Regions from separate parts of the Homo sapiens genome. Here regions 2 and 3 are each linked to region 1. Evidence: chromatin loops called from intact Hi-C (ENCODE). Cell type or tissue: heart right ventricle. All regions are shown on one strand. Each heading gives the region's core, and the rest is flanking DNA. Links, peaks and the distances in the headings are about the cores only.

Region 1 (5,615 bases), core at 657-4,656:
CAGGTACAAAAGTACCATAGGACAAAGCCCAGTAGGATAATTGGTACCAAAAAAAAAGGGGTCAAGGAGTGAATGCCACATTCAGAGCTGGGAAAACTCATTATGGGCTGAAAAAGTCAGGAAATGCTTCCTGAAGGGACTGAATGGGATTCTCTTCCTGAAGCCTGGCCTTGAAGGAAGAGAAAGATTTGGAGGCAAGTCAAGGGAGGTGTTCTTGATAGGGAAAAAGGGGATGGGCAGCTCGCCAGAGGAAGGCCGGTTGAAATTATGTTACTTTGAGTCGATTTAGTGGAGCAATGGAAGAGTCCAGCACGTATTGTAAGATAGTGTCAGGGAGGAAATATAATTTTCCCTGTACCCTTCTGAGTCCTTAGCTGGGACCCCTGTAACAGAAGACAGATTAACAAGGAGAAACAAACAGGGCTGGGTGCGGTGGCTCACGCCTGTAATCCCAGCACTTTGGGAGGCCAAGGTGGGTGGATCACCTGAGGTCAGGAGTTTGAGATCAGCCTGGCCAACATGGTGAAACCCCATCTCTACTAAAAATACAAAAATTAGCCAGGTGTGGTGGCGGGTGCCTGTAGTCCCAGCTATTCAGGAGGCTGAGGCACGAGAATTGCTTGAACCTGGGAGGCGGAGGTTGCAGTGAGCAGAGATCGTGCCACTGCACTCTAGCCTGGGCAACAAGAGTGCGACTCATTCTCAAAAAAAAAAGAAAAAGAAAAAAACACAGAAGTTTACTAATATGTAAACATGGGAGACACTCAGGGAAAATGAGAAAACCTTGAAGAGATGACTTAGAACTCTTATATAGCATCTTCAACAAAAAACAATGCAATTTTAGAGAAGTGACAAGACAAAAGCAATGGACCTTGAGTCCCTAGGGGTGGCAATTGTGGAAAGACAAATAACTGAACAAAATAATGGTAGATAAAGGCTAGTTAGCAAAGCTTTTTATGCAGATTCCTCTGGTGCTGTCTCCAGGCTGATAGAGGTCTAAGGCCGTCTTCTGTGATCAACCTTTGTCCTTCCTGATTGAGAGGGAAGGAGGGACACCCTTGTAAATTTATATCCGGCTTTTAGGCAAATAGGGGGAGGGCAGAGAGTTTTTCATGTTTCTGCTTCTTCTCAACTGCCTTCAGCTCAAAATAATCCTTGTGCCCAAGTGGCATATTTTAGGGCCGTGTATTCGGCTACCCTTCATAGGGTGGGGCAAGACCATGCAGAACATTGAAAGCTAGGATAAGAGATTTGGATCAAGTACTAGCAAGGGCATTGGAACAGTGGCAGAAGTGAAAGGGAACGTGTGAGGTGTGGGAAGATGGAGGGAGAGGGCTCCAGGTAAGTATCATAGCAACAGGAGCATGGCAAAGCCTGCTGGTCCCCTGGGACCCATCAGGGCTGGCCAGAGCTGGGTCTTAGGCAAACAGACAAACAGATCCCTAGATCACTTTCCATTTCTTTTTCTTTTCTTTCTTTTCTTTTTTTTTTTTTAAGCAACGGGGACTGGCTATGTTGCCCAGGCTGGTCTCCAACTCGCAGCCTCAAGCAATGCCACCATGGGCTACCGTGCCTGGACTACTCTCCATTTCTTTCTTTCATTCATACAAATAATGATTGGCTCTATCACCAGCCAGAGCCTGCAGAAGTAAACAGGGCAGATGCCTTCCCACATTCCCCAGGGGCCCTGGACTCTACTCTAGGCCCCCATCCCAGCGCCCAGGCCTAAGGCTTGAGGCTACCGAGGCCTAAGGCAATGGCTGGGGGTGAAATCAGCTATGGCTTCTCATTTGCAGCTTCCCTGTACAAAACCGCTAATCTTCACTCCCGGGTTCCGGGCCCACGTCCTCCAGACCATGCCCCTCACCCCCGGCCACCACCCTCCCCGACTGACCACACCTGGAAGGGAAGGAAGGGTGGGGGTGGCCTGCAGAGGGTGTGGCGAGATCTGGACGGCCTGGGGGCGGGGGACTAAGTTGACCGGAAATGGGGCTAGGCCGCGGCCAGGGACGGCAGCAGATGATGGTTGAGGAGTGGCCTAGGAAGGCCTCCCTGACGGCGCCCACACACGCCCCGCGGCACCGCGAACACGGCTGACAGGGCAGTTGGGCAGCGAGGTAGTCGGGAAAGAGCAGGGGGAGCCCAGCGGCTCCGTTGCGCCCTCTGTCGGCCGCCAGCCTCCATTGCACGCGGCGCCGCCCACCTGCGCACTGGGACCCCGGCCCTGGGCCGACCAGGAACCCCTTGCGCCCGCGCCAGCTCGAGCCCTGTTGCACCTGTCGTGGTCACCGCAAGCCTCTCTGGGAGAAGGCAGGTGGGAATGGGAGCCTTTTTTGTAATGGGAATAGAAGCATTCTCGGAAGTCTCCTCCCCAAGGGCACTTAGGAGCCAGCATTACCCAGTGCCTGCAATTCCACCGTTAGACATTCCCTTCTTTGGAGGGGTGGAGAGGCGATGTCTTCAACTCTTATTGGTTATTACGGTAAGGATTTACCAAATGTGCCTAGGAGAGAGCCTGGAGGGGGTGAGTAGTCTAAATCATTCATTCTGTCCCTGAGCCAGGCTTTCATTAGCACTCATTTGCCAAGGCCGTTCTGAAGGTGACCCAGCACCAACAGCCATGCTGTCCAACTGCCAGGGTCGCGAAAGGCTGGTTTCTCTTGCGGTGATTTGCCTTTTATTAATCACCGGATAGCTGAGCCTTCCTCTTCCAGGAAGTCTGCCTTGACTTTTGGGGGTAAACTCCTGTTACAAGCCAGGGTTCTCTGTTTATTTCCCACGAGATTTGCCTGGTATCACCAGAGTCCAGGCTCGTTCAGTGCCCGGGTCAGAAAGCCCCCATCAGCTGGGACACTTCTCTAAGGGAAAAGGAGAAGGGGAACATAGAGTTAAGGGAGCAGACTCGCCCATTTCCTGCCGTCAAGGTCAAGGACACACTCCCCAAGGGCTGGTTGCCTTGGCCTCACATTACTGATGACCTTGATGACCTTGTGAACACCCACCATCTGTTTCCAGAGAGTATCCAGGAGGTCCCATAAGATTGTGAATGCTCTAAAACTTAAGTTAGATGGTCTTCTCTGCTCAGATCCCTGCAATGGTTCCCCACGCCACTTGGAGTAAAAGCTGAGCCTTAGCCTGCATGGCCCTAAGCACTTGGAGCTAAGCTCCTATCGCTGTTCTTGCCACTCACTTCCCTATGGCCATATCGGCCCCATGCTGTTCTTTAAGCACACCAGACACACTCCCACCTCGGGGCTTTTACACTCACTGTTCCCTCTGCCTAGAAGGTCACTTCCCGACACCCCCATGACCCGCCTGCTCCCTCACCTTCCTCGGGCCTTTATTTAAATGCCACCATGGCCGAGCAGCCTGACTCACGCCTGTAATCCCAACACTTCAGGAGGCCAAGGCGGGAGGAGTGCTAGAGCCCGGGAGTTCAAGACCAGCTTGGGCAACATAGGGAGACCCCCATCTTGAAAAAAGAAAAAAGTAAATGCCACCTTATCAGAGAGGCTTTCTCTGACCATCCTGTCTAAAACAATACTCGCCATCATTCTTTGGGTGCTTAGCTCCCTTGATTTTCCACAAGCACCTGTCACTCTCTAACGTATTGGTTATTTTCGTTTATTTGTATGTCGTCTGCCTCCCCAGCGGGAATGTAAGCTCCACAAGAATGGAGAGCTTTATCAGTTTTGTTTACGGCCCAGCACCTAGAATACAGCCTGGCACATAGTCAGTGCTCAATAAATTTGTGAAATGACTGAATGATTGTGCCAGGCACTAAGCCAAGTACCAGGACAGGCCATGAATAATAAGCCTGGGCTCTTGCCCTTGAAGAACAGACTGGCGGACAGGCAAGTAATTACAAACCAGAGCGATGAGTGCTATGTCTAAATACAGATGTATATAAAGTACACATGAAGGCTCAAGGGAGAAAATAATTCACTCTGCCTGGAAGTAAGAGGAAAGAATGAGTATGATGTCATCGGGTAGGGAAGAAAGGGAAAAGGCATTCCAAGCAGAGAGAACAGTCAGAGCAAAGGCTCATAGAGATGTGAACGTATTTGACATGTTCAGAGGGTGGTAAGTCGACTTGCCTGGCTGGAGCACTGGATGTGGGGCAGGTATGGCAGGAGATAATTTGGAAAGAGAAGCTGCAGTCACATGATGAAGGGGCATGTTAGAACTATGACAACTGGCTCTCTAAATTTCAGATCTATGCCAGGCCAGCGGGGACATTGCAGGGCAAAGAACCTACTTCTAACCCCGGCAAAGGCACCGCAGGAGCAACCCTGTCCTCCTGCCTAGGGAAGGCCTGGGAATGTTGCGTGGCCTCCCCAAGTGGGCAGGCTGGGGTCAGAGCACCTGTGGCAGCAGCCTGGTGGTTCTGCTTGCCTTCCTGTTGCTGATTTAAACAGGGCCCTCAATAAGGACCCTACCCAGCTCCATAGGGCCTGAAAGAGTCCCCAGTCACATGTCCACAGCCTTGATCACAAAGAATCTGTTTCAAAATGTCCTTATTTTGCAATCTGACTCAAAAGGATGGGGAGTGGAAAAATTACAGACAGCAGCCACCAAGGGACCTTGGCTTAATATAACTGGTGACCTGGGAAACGACAGAGGCAGAAAATAATTTCCCTTTCGGACTGAGGGATGGAGAGGGCCTCTCATAGCTGACTCAAAATAAAGACTTTCCTTCAAGCAGAGAGAGAGTATTTGTATTTGTATATAGGATTCTTTCTTTTTCTTTTTCTTTTTCTTTTTTTTTTTTTAACAGAGTCTTGCTCTGTCACCCAGGCTGGAGTGCAGTGGTGTGATCTTGGCTCGCTGCAGCCTCTGCCTCTCCAGTTCAAGCAATTATCATGCCTCAGCCTTCAGAGTAGCTGGGACTACAGGCTCAGGACAACATGCCTGGCTAATTGTATTTTTACTTGGAGACAGGGTTTCACCATGTTGGCCAGGCTGGTCTCGAACTCCTGGCCTCAAGTGATCCACCCACCTCAGCCTCCCAAAGTGCTGGGATTACAGGCTTGCACCACTGTGTCCGCCCTATATATAAGATTCTTTTCTCTGCCTCCCACTTTTGTTATTTTGCTCTTTCCCTCCCCTCCACTCTTCCCGCAGCCTATCTCTGCCTCTCAATCCTTCTTTTCGGTTTTCTTTTATTTTCTCCTTTCCCACTTCTCCTTCCACCTGCCAAGTTCCACTCGTCTCCTCCTTCCCTTTCCCTCTCTGTTCCTTCAACTTAAGCACAAGACCCATATTTAAAACTGTTAAAGGATATTTTTTAAAAGGTAAAATTATAATTCTTATGCAAATATAAAATAAGGCCGGGCACAGTGGCTCACACCTGAATCCCAGCACTTTGGGAGGCAGGGGCAGGAGGATTGCTTGAGCCCAGGAGTTCAAGACCAGCCTAGGAAACCTGACAAAACCCTGTCTCCACAAAAAATACAAAAATTATCCAGGCATGGTGGCGTGTACCTGTAGTCCCAGCTACTTGGGAGGCTGAGGTGGGAGGATTGATTGAGCCTGTGAAGTCGAGGCTGCAGTGAGCTGTGATCATGCCACTGCACTCCAACCTGGGTGACAGAGTGAGACCCTGTTTCAAAAAA
Region 2 (5,615 bases), core at 1,049-5,048, 50 kb after region 1:
GAATATAATGTTACTGAGATAACTAAAGGCAAAAATAACCTGTATATAACATGCTTACAATGTTCAAAGGGTAGCTGATGACTTTAGATTTGAGAACACACGCAGGCAGACCCATCAATACCCAAGGAATACCTTAGTCACAGAATAGGAATAGGCAAATGCATATTGATCAGAAAATGTACCTGACATGCAAACCCAGAACAGGTGAGTTTGATGTGGCAATGGACGGAGGAAAGCTGGAACCCTGAGGTTAAGACTGAGATTGGGCTGGAGTCCGGAGAGTCTGGGCTGAGGGTAGAATTCCCACTTATTATGGGATCCAGTGGGACCCTTCATAGAAGAGGCTGAGTTTCATAATCCTGGTCTATCTGATTTGGAGAGTTCCTGGAATCTGGGGAGACACCCCACAGGCTTTGTCTGAGGACTATTTGCAGTTCTTTGAACCTCAGAATAGGAAGACTGAAGTGAGAACTCAGAGCAGAGAGTAAGCCAAGGCTACTTTGAATGCTCAAAACCAGGGAATGGGTCCTACTGCTTTCCAAGTGTAAGCATGGCCAGCCCAACCAGCCCAGAGCCCTCAAAGTCAAGCCCCTCACTGGTCAGCCTCATGGCATTCTTGATCTAATGCCCTGTGGCTTTAAACTGCCAGCTTTTGCAAAAGGAAGAAGAAAGTCCTGTATTTCTTCTGGACTCCTACAGGCTCTTTGAAACAATGCTGTTTCTGTTTGAGATGATGATACCCTGAAAGCACCTGTGCACTCCTGCAACTTGTCATGTGCCCATTGAATAACAAATTGACCAACTGACATTCTTAGAGACGCCACTGAAGACCTAGTGCTGGGTTGGACCTATGGGGAGACCCAGAGGTTCATAACTCTGTCTCTGCCCTCAAGGAGTTTAGCATCCAGGGATTTAGGTGGTATTTGGGTCACTTTGGACCTCACCATGGGCACAGGAAAAAAATCCAGGAAATGTCTTCCTCAGTGTCAGCCTGAGCAAAATAATGCCCCAGCTGACATTTCTGTGTCTAGAAATGTTTACACAGGGATTGCACTGTGCAGAGCACTATACCACATGGATTTGCCTTTGTAGGTTGTACTATACTTGCACATTTCCAAGGGCTGAGGAAGGGAAGGTGAGAAACGTGGTGATGAGCCCCACTGTGGCCAGCACTGTGCCAAGCGATCTTTAAAGGTGGTGGTTTTAGCCTTACAACCACCTGGGTGGCCAGTATCTTCATTCTCACTCTGCAGTGGAGAGATTACAGCTTTAGATACTGAATGCTGTGGCTCAGGGGGCTGGGGCTGACAGTGCACCCTCGTAAGCCAGTGGGGAAGAAGTCTGGCGGCAAGGTAGCTGGCAGCTTAGGAAGCACCTGGGCTGCTTGCTAAGGAGTGGGACTTTCTTCCAGAAGCTACAGGGGGCCCAGTACAGTAGTGAGAGAGCCATCTGATCAAATCTGTTGGAAAGCTGCCTGGCAGCTGTGTGAGGGCTGGGTGGGGAAGGGGGAGGAAAGATTGCAGAATGAGATCAGAGAGAGGACTATGGAAGGACAAATCTGTTTTCCCTCCTCCCCCTATCCCATGCATACCGAATAACAGTCTCTAGAATCAAAACAAGCATTTTATTTTATTTTGTTTTTCAAGACAGTGTCTCAATCTGTCACCCAGGCTGGAGTGCAGTGGCATAATCTCGGCTCACTGCAACCTCTGCCTCCTGGGTTCAAGTGATTCTCCTGCCTCAACCTCCCGAGCAGCTGGGACTAGAGGTGAGTGTCACCACACCTGTCTAATTTTTGTATTTTTAGTATAGATTAGGTTTCACCATGTTGGCTGGCTGGTTTCGAGCTCCTGACCTCAAATGATCCTCTTGCCTCAGCCTCTCAAAGTGCTGGGATTATAGGCATGAGCCACTGCGCCTGGCCAAAGCAAGCATTTTAATAACCCATTTTAAAATTTTAGACCCAAGTCAGTGACCCCTGTATTAATTTCGGTAATCAAAAGTTGGCTAAATTGAGCCAGCTGAGTGAGACAAGGTTGTGCACTCAGCACTACCCTGGCAGGTGGCTGCTAGGAAGACATGCTAGAAAAGATTGGCCATCGTGACAAAGGGAGAGCAGGTGAAGGCACTGACGGGGTTTGGGATTTAGGCAGACCTGAGGTTGATTTCTGGCTTAGCCATTTACTAGTCATGAAACATTGAAAACATCATTTAATCTCTCCGATTTTCTTTACTTCATCTTTAAAATAAGGGTCAGCTGGGTGTGCTGGCTCACACCTGTAATCCCAGTACTTTGGGAGGCTGAGGCAGGAGAATCACTTGAGCCCTGGAGTTCGAGACCAGCCTAGGCAACACAGTGAGACCCCCCCCCCCCCGCCAATCTTTACAAAAAAAATACAAAAATTAGCCAAGTGTAGTGGTGTGCACCTGTAGTCCCAGTTATTTGGGAGGCTAAGGCGGGAGGATTACTTGAGCCCCGGAGGTCAAGGCTGCAGTGAGCCCTGATCACTATATTCCAGCCTGGACAACAGTGAGACCCTGTCTCAAAAACTACACTACACTACACTACACACTACACTACACTACACTACACACTACACTACACTACACTACACTACACTACACTACACTACACCACACTACACCACACTACACTACGGGTCATCAACTTTCTCTTGCATGATTGCACGAGTACTATATTCAAAGTGACTAGCACACCAGTGGTGCTTGGTAGGGACTAGCTAAAATATCCTCATTCCGACCTGGGAGCCACAGTGATGGCGCACATCTGCCTGGCCCCTTCCTGTGGAGCAACACTGCCCTTCAGTGGCTAAACAGTGAATGACAGGTGTGCCGGCTGCTCCCACCCAGCCCTGCATTCCACACGTCAGAAGAGTTGTTTAAGGGTCAGACCTGCCGCATGTACTTTTCACAAAGTTGGAGCCCTACCTTGGCCAGCAGGTGACAGGTCCCACTGTCCCCAGGACAGGGCGAACTCAAGGCCAGTGGATTCTGAATCTTGGGCTGGGAAGAAAACACAAGCTCAAGTAGTCTTGGAACAGCTCTCTAGAGATGGCCATGACCTCCAACCCACTCCACCCTAGCCACAAGAATAGTGTAAATGAAAAGCAAATGCCAGTGGCACATTCTGGCACCCCTTGGCAAAACAAGGAAGGAAGCCATTCCACAAACACTTAGCGGGCACCGTCCAGGCCTCTGGGTCCGTGCTAGGCTGCAGATACCATGGCCAACAAAAAGGAAGCTGACTATTTAGTTGGGAGAAGGACATTAATGAAACAATCACCCAGATACGTAATTGCAGACTATAACAAGGATCTGAAGGGAAGGCTCAGGGTGCTGACTCCATCCAGGACAAGATAAGGAGTGCTCCTTGGTGCTACTGTGGGCTTCATGAGCACCTCCTGGTGAAGCCACTGCCCCTGGGGCCTGTGCACACTGTGGACATTGAAATGCTCACTGCTTCTGGAAGTGGGCTGATGTGGCTCTGGGCTGTCTACGCCTCCAGCTGGTAGATAGGAGTCAGGGAAGTCACCAAAAGATGAATAGGCATTAGTAAGTACTGGTGGAAACCCAGGAGCGGGAATGCCATGCTCAAAGGCTCTGAGGTGGGCCCGGCACAGTGGCTCACACCTGTAATCCCAGCACTTTGGGAAGCCGAGGCAGGAGGATGGCTTGAGCCCAGGAGTTCGAGACCAGCCTGGGCAACATGGCAAAACCCTGTCTCTACAAAAAAAAAAAAAAAATAGCTGGGTATAGCAGTGTGCACCTGTAGTCTCAGCCACTCAGGAGGCTGAGATGGAGGATTGCCTGAGCCCAGGACGTAGAGGCTGCAGTGAACTGTGATTGTGCCACTACACTCCAGCCTAGACAACAGAGCAAGACCCTGCCAAAAAAAAAAAACAACAAACAAACAAAAAAACAAAAAGGCCCCGAGGTGGGGTCCCATGGGGATATCTTTAAGGAAATGTGTCTGGAGCTCAGAAACCCAGAACAAGAGTAGTGCAGGTGACACTAGGGCAGTAGGCAGGGCAAGGCCTTAGGCACTGGGGGGCAATATCAGGGGTGTGGTCTTGATCCTAAGACAGTGGGACACCACAGACAATGCTCCTGCCTCCCTGCCAGCTGTCCTCCTTCAGGGATAAGGCCCCTTTTGCTGCCTCCCTCCTCCCCTCACTGCCCAGGGTGCCTCCATCAAGTCTTCTCTGGATTTCATCCTTTTCTCCCAACTCCCAGTAACATCCTCTCAAATTAAGTCTGGGATTTTTTTTCTTCCTCCCTTCTTACCACAGTAAAATTCTGTTAGATAAAAACTAGCATTTAAAACCATACTCCAGGGCAGGTTCAGTGGCTCACACCTGTAATCCCAGCATTTTGGGAGGCTGAGGTGGGCGGATCACCTGAGGTCAGGAGTTCGAGACCAGCCTGGCCAGTATGGTGAAACCTCGTCTCTACTAAAAATAATGAAAAATAGCTGAGCATGGTGGCACATGCCTGTAATCCCAGCTGCTCAGGAGGCTGAGGCAGGAGAATCGCTTGAATCCGGGAGGTGGAGGTTGCAGTGAGCTGAGATCACACCACTGAACTTCAGCCTGGGGGACAGCGCAAGACTTCGTCTCAAAAACAAACCAAAAAAAGCATACTCCAGTCAGGCCCAGTGGCTCTCGCCTGTAATCCCAGCACTTTGGGAGGACGAAGTGAGAGGAGAGCTTGAGCCCAGGAGTTTGAGACCAGCCTGGACTACATGGCAAGACCCTGTCTCTAAAAAAAAATTTCTTAATTAAAAATAAATAAATAGAAACCACACTCACACTTCTAAGCTGCAAGGACTTGTTGCCAGCCCCGTATGCTCATCCCTGTGTGGGCTGAGCCCGGGAATGAAAGAGGAAATGTACTCCGACCTTGCCCCTGAGGGGCTTCCCATCTCGCCCTGAATCCAGGGGCTACCTTTCAGCCAGCTGCACTACTCCATTCAATGGAAATGGCACTTGGAAATGCTTCTTCTCTTTCTGAACATTTAGGTCCTCACACAGCAACCAAGCCAGTGGTCAGTGAGTGCATTTTGTGAACGCTTTGAGGTATAGAAGGAAAGAGCACTGGACCCCTGCAGTCTGAAAACATGGGTTTGTAACCTGGCCCTGCCATTTTTCAGGCTGTGTGTCCTTAAACAAGACTTCTCTGAGCCTCGATTTCTTCGTTAGTAGAGTGGGGTAAACAAGACTTTCCCTGTCTACCTTGCAGAGGGTTTATGGGGATCGTATGAAGTACCACAGTGGTTCCTGGATGGCAGTCCTTAAACAGGTGCTACACATGAGGACGTTTTCACCAGCCCACGGTGAGATGAGGAAAATCAGGACAACGAAAGGAGGTGTTTACAAAGGTAGATTTATTCAACCTAAAGGCCTGGACTGTACTCTGAGATTGTGTCTTTCTTGGGGTTTATTTGCATTGAAATTACATTTACTTTATGAAATGATAGTGATGTTAGCAGATTTTTAAAAATGTTTTTACTTAACAAAATTAAAGTACAACTACCCAGTTTGGGAGATCTTACCAGTCTGTAAAGCCCCAAACCCTTTTGAGTCAGTGAACCAGAA
Region 3 (5,615 bases), core at 582-4,581, 180 kb before region 1:
CATCCCCTCCCACACCCTCACTTGCACCCTCCACTGTCATTGGTCCAGACTGCCTCTGTTCCCCTCCAGCAAATGTTTATTCCTGCCCTGGGCCTTTGCCCAGATAGGCTTCCCCACCCCTGACTCTTTCCTCTGCTGATCACAGCCTCCTGATACCTGGGGTGCCGGCCAATCTACCCTCCTCCGTGCGGGCCACCCCTTACCTCCCAGGCTCAGGCCACACTGCCTTCTCCTTCCTCTGAATGCCTGCGGCCTTCCTTGTCACAATGGCTCCTCTGTGCACCTGGTGCAATGATTTGGCAGCTTCCTGAAACTACAGCTCGTCTTCCTGTTGGAACTGCCATCCACGTGAGGGCAGCCCCTTAGCTTCAAACACAGGGCAACTGGCAGGAGATCCTTGGCACAGCTTGTATGGCCTTCCCCCAGCCGGCACTATCCCACACTCCATTTCCGGCACAACCCTCCCCAAACTCAGTCACGTGCCTCATTCATCTTTGTTTCAAGACTCCACTCTCCAACCCCAGCTCAGCACCTTGCACATAGCAGATACTCAAAATGTTGTTGACTTGAAAACACAAATATTCATCAGGTTGAATCAATATTGTTCTTTTCAGGGGATTCAAAGAGAGAAAGAACCAGTTTTGGGGATGCTGTGACGCTCAGCTTGGCCTCTGATTAATGCTGACCGCCCACGGAAGTCTTCAAGAGGGCCATGAGGCCTTATAACCCTGATGCAGTTGAGTTCCAGCTAGAGAGAACAAGGCCACACAGAGCAGAGACCAGACATCTCAGGGCCTGTCTGAGAGCAGCCCGGGGCACAGTCTGTCCGAATCTGCTCTTTGGTAATAAGCATAGTGAACACATAATTTATTGCTCAGACCAGGACACTTTTGAGAGAGAACTGGTAATTATGCTGGGACTATCCCAGATAAGCAAGCAGGACAGTCACCTCAAGCAATCAATCATGTTTTGTGGCCAGACCCCTCCAAGGAATAGACAAAATACAGTTTTCTAAACATGAGAACGTACTAAACCTCAAAGTAGAGCTTGGTGCCAAGATCACTTTATTTTAAAAGCCAATTGTTGTTGTTGAAGAAAAGGCTATGCTCTTGGCCCATTTTGGCTATGGTCGGAGACTGCTTAGGGAATTGTCTTAAAGTTGTATATGCTCCTGGGCCTGGGGTTTTCTGAAAACAGAGCAGAAAACAGGGACTGATGAGACAGTGAAACCAAAACCCTGAGGCTCCTGTGCCTAGCCACTGGCTTGGATGTGGTGGACAAATTCCCCAAGGATGAAGACCAGGGCCACACCAGCCTGGGCTGAAGCCTGGCAGACCCTCGAATTGGAGCATGTCCTTGGAGCAGAGGCTGCTCCTGTTAGGGGCTCATCATGAGGCTGGAGGGGGGCTAACAGGCCAGGCCAAGCCAGGGGCCACCTAGAACCTGCTGGGAGAGGCGGGGTCACATGCCACCTGCATCTCAAGGCACACCTTCTCCCAAAGGGCACTTGGCCCAGGCAACTCCTATCCCGAGGAATGCCATCATCTTTCCCCCGGTGACCTCAGCCTAGCAAGAAGTGAGTGAAGAGAATTAATTCTGAACCTGATTGGTCTAACTCAAAAGCCCAAATCGCCTCTCAAACTCGGGTTGGGTTTTAGTTATTGACCCAGAGTTATTAAAGTAAGGTGTTTCTCAACCAGGGTCCATGGACCCCAGGGTCAGAAGTGTTCTCAAGGGATCCACGAGTTCTAATTTTTAAAAGTCATGTTTTTGTTTTTATAAAATGCTTGAACAAATATTATTATTTATTTATATATTTTTTTGAGACAGAGTCTCGCCCTGTTGCTAGGCTGGAGTGTAGTGCGCGCTATCTCGGCTCACTGCAATCTCTGCCTCCCGGGTTCAAGCGATTCTCCTGCCTCAGCCTCCCAAGTAGCTGGGATTACAGGTGCCCGCCACCACCACACCCAGCTAAATTTTTTTGTATTTTTAGTAGAGATGGGGTTTCACCATGTTGCCCAGGTTGGTCTTGATCTCCTGATCTCGTGATCCGCCCACCTCCGCCTCCTGAAGTGTTGGGATTACAGGTGTGAGCCACAGCACCCAGCCGGGGTTTTTTGTTTTTGTTTGTTTGTTTGTTTTTGGTTTTTTTTTGAGATACGGTCTCACTCTGTCATCCAGCATGGAGTGCAGTGGCAGGACCTCAGCTCACTGCAACCTCCACCTCCTGGGCTTAAGCGATTCTCATGCCTCAGCCACCTGAGTAGCTGGGATTACAGGGGTGCACCACCACACCTGGCCCTATTTTACCAATTATTTAAACAAAGCTTCTCTTCTGCAGTGATAAAATACAAATAAATGCCATTTTCATAGACTAAGACTTCAATTTCTTAGGTCGGTGTCTTCCCATGCTGGTGGCACATGCACATATTCTTGAAGTCCGAAGGCATTTGAGACACCAGTGTAATGGTTAAGATCAAGGGTTTTAGAGTCCAACAAGCCTGAGTTCCAGTCCTAGTCCCACAACCAACAGCTCAGTGGGAGCCTGGGCATGGGCTTCCCATACCTTACCCATCAAACGGGGCAGAGTACCTGCCTCTAGGGGGCTATGAGGCTCACTGGTGTCTCTCTAAGACAAAGAGGCTTGGACAGGCCAGCAGTTAGCTACCACCACTATTATTTTTTACTATTATCACCTACTTGTCATTTCCACCCTGCCCTGCAGTTTCTTATCTCTTCAGGAAACAGCAAGAGTGGAGCAGAGCAGTCAGTCCAGAGCACATGAGATCAGCTGCCTGCAGAAACCGCTTTAAATGACAGGATGTTTCCCTTGCCAAAAGCAGAGGAGCAGCCTGGAAATCTAATCAAGTCCTAGCCAAACGTCAAAGGAAGCTGAAGCCTTTATTATTGCTATTAATGAGGGTTCAAAGTGCATGTGGAGTCCTGGGAGGCCAGGGCAGAGAAAAGAAGGTTCAGGGGGCCTGCATCTCACAAGGCCACCCCTCGGGAGGCTGCTGGTTGGGGTTCAGCCACCTTGAGAACATCAAGCTCAGTTCCCCTCCCCTGATTTCACTGCCACCAACAACCTTCTGGTTGTCTTCAGCTTCCATGAAAATTTTCTATAAGGGAGAGACTCCACCAATCAGTGCTCCAGTCACCACGCCCGTATGGTGAATGCTTAGAAGTTAACACTACATCTTCTGTTGCCTGGGAGTTTGGTTAGCATGACTCAGCGTTCCTGAGAATGCCTGACCCCGTGGGCTCCGACAAACATGTTTCTGGATCATGGTGATGCCACTAAGGTGTGTGGATCCCCCAGCCTCCTGCTGTCAGTCTGTCTGCAATTTCACTGGCAGGGCCTCCCCATTATCACTCTAGATAAAGGCTGTGCTACCTTACTCTGCTGCCCAGCAGCTCTGGGGCAGAGATTCTGCAGGCCATGGCCTGGGATATAGGCTAAGGAGGGCTACGGGAGGTGATTTGCAGCCCAGGCAGTGGCAGTACTAGTCCTCTCCTACCCACCGCTCCAACTTCTCCTTCTAGCCCCTTGACTCCCCTGGGTGGGCCCATTTTCTTACAGGCAGAATTTGTATTTCTGTTTCCCCAGCCATCTCAAATGAGTCTACATACCAGCAAGTCTTGGGGACTTTCAGACCGTATTGCAGACTGAAAGCAACAAAGCTATGGGAATTAAAACTGTCTTTTGACATTAAAAAAAAAAAATCCACTGTTGGTAAACTTCACATTATGCTTTTATAATCTTTCCTGGTCTTCTCTAGGTTTGGAGGAGTCCTGTATGCTCCCAGGATCCACTTTCTTTGTATCTCTCCATGGACTTGAGCCTCTTCCCTGTCTGTCCTGAGTTTTTGGGGGTGGGGTGATCGCTAATGCCTTAATGGTCCCATTTGGGTCAATAAAAATGTTTCTGCTTCAAATTTTGCTTCCTTGGGCTCCCAGAAGCCACACACACAGAGAACAGCCATTCTGGCTGGCAGGAGGCAGCCACTGCAGGTACCCCCAACAAAGCATCTAGTTGGTAACATTGATGGCTGATTAATGTGCTGCTTCCAACTGGCCCCATAATTCAGCCACAGATTTTGGGCCTGGAGTCACTCTGAACCTGAAGTTGGTTGAGAACATCCAGGTATTTGAGGATTTCACTCCTGATTGCCTTGACAGGCAACTGTATCTACCAGAACTGTACACACATGATCATTCCCCCATCTCACCACCACCCCGCACCTCCTACACACATAGAAACAGAAAACCTACCACCATAACCATACCCCTAGGGGTGGGGGGCGATCTGTCTTTCCGAATACTTACTGAACAGCTGGGCAAGAATCGAGGGACTCTGGATTGAAAACAAGAAGTGACAGAGCTTGTTGGAGGCATTTTCACATTATAATGACCTGGACCAGGGCCTTCATGCTATTGAACATTTAAAAAATTGCTTCATTATTATTGTACATTTGATATATTTTAAGGCTTTATTTGCCTTCTACAAATAAACATATGAATCACTGTGATATAGTAGAAAAATCCCATATTTGGTCTCGAGAGATCTCTTTAAGGTGTGAGCTGGGACAAGTCATTGTGAAACGGGAGTAACTCCTGCCTCACCTTCCTTGTGCACGATGGTGAGGAGTGAAGGAACGTTAGGTGAGCAGTACCTGCCTCCCTTCTCCCTGCCAGGGTCCCTGATGCCCCCAGGCTCCCAGCCCACACTCAGGTCCCCCGTTCCCTCACAGCAGCATGCATGCCTCATGCCGTACTTCTCCCTCTGACTGTTAAAGGTGACTTGCTGCTCCAAGCTGTTAGCTTTATAAAAATGCTTATTCTTTCATATAAATGTCATATATGTTATCTCAGTCCAAAAAAGTATTCATAGCAATTCACTGATATAAGCACAATGCTATGAGATAAACATAAATAGGTGAACACAATTTTAAAAAGACAATCACTCCAGTAGGAAAATTAGCAACAGGCCATTCATGAAGAGGATATACAAACGTTCAATGAGCAAACTTTGAGGAAGGAGGGCTTTAACCTCATTTATAACCAAATACATTCTAATTTAAAAAACAAACTTCCTTTTTTTCCCACGGGGTGAGGGGAAGGGGGTTCTAAAAATTAAAACAGGTTAAGAAAGAACAGAGAGAGGAAGGAAGAAAGGGAGGGAGAAAAGGAAGGAAAGAAGGAAGGGAAGGGAGGGAGGGAGGGAGGGAGGGGAAGGAAGGAGAGAGGGAAAGAAGGAAGCCAAAGCTTTAACAACAAGCACAAGCACTCCTTATGATGCTGGCAGAAGCATAAATTCGCTCAGCCTTTCCAGAGTGCAATCTGGCAAGATATGAAACAGCTTAAAACATATATGCCTATCCAGAGAGGGAGAAAGAAGAAAGGAGAGTGGTTATTGGTTGTTGCAGGAAACCAGGAGACAAATGATGAGTCTTCAGCCTAGAATGTGGCAGGGAAAATGGGAATAGCCCAAACACCACACTGGATAATGCTAACATGATGTTCATCTTTTTTTTCCCCTAGTAATTCGCTTTTTTCCCCCCTCCATTTTCAAATAGCTAGGGTTCCTTGCCTCAGGAGTGGGACAGGGCAAAAAA

The links. Peaks named below come from ENCODE experiments on the same cell type or tissue, not always from the same donor. Only the 100,000 strongest peaks of a DNase experiment are listed, where the experiment ranks them.
Region 2: it touches region 1 in a loop (2.1-fold over the local background); 33 of 110 quality-filtered maps call a loop at or near these places.
Region 3: a loop joins it to region 1, with 2.2 times the contacts of the local background. A loop is called at or near these places in 9 of 110 quality-filtered maps.

Annotation. Positions count from the first base shown.
Region 1 is chr2:47,270,384-47,275,998 of GRCh38, forward strand. All of the region lies in intron 3 of EPCAM-DT (EPCAM divergent transcript), which reads right to left. Among named protein-coding and RNA genes, the nearest start is that of BCYRN1, 62 kb to the right of the region's middle. RefSeq lists a silencer at 2,081-2,260 and enhancers at 3,820-4,320, 4,321-4,821. In heart right ventricle, for the core only: CTCF peaks have their summits at 2,178 (motif pointing left) and 2,386; a DNase peak (open chromatin) is centred at 1,988; H3K4me3 peaks cover 1,129 bases; H3K27ac peaks cover 3,950 bases.
Region 2 is chr2:47,320,472-47,326,086 of GRCh38, forward strand. All of the region lies in intron 3 of EPCAM-DT (EPCAM divergent transcript), which reads right to left. Among named protein-coding and RNA genes, the nearest start is that of BCYRN1, 12 kb to the right of the region's middle. RefSeq lists a silencer at 2,699-2,993 and enhancers at 2,699-2,993, 2,975-3,134. In heart right ventricle, for the core only: CTCF peaks have their summits at 2,832 and 3,034; a DNase peak (open chromatin) is centred at 2,830.
Region 3 is chr2:47,085,944-47,091,558 of GRCh38, forward strand. STPG4 (sperm-tail PG-rich repeat containing 4) reads right to left here. Exons shown (of 7, transcript NM_001163561.2): 6 at 4,327-4,431; 7 at 1,048-1,187. The coding sequence ends at 1,065. Among named protein-coding and RNA genes, the nearest start is that of STPG4, 67 kb to the right of the region's middle. RefSeq lists an enhancer at 2,978-4,177. In heart right ventricle, for the core only: a CTCF peak has its summit at 2,610 (motif pointing right); a DNase peak (open chromatin) is centred at 2,811; H3K27ac peaks cover 2,762 bases.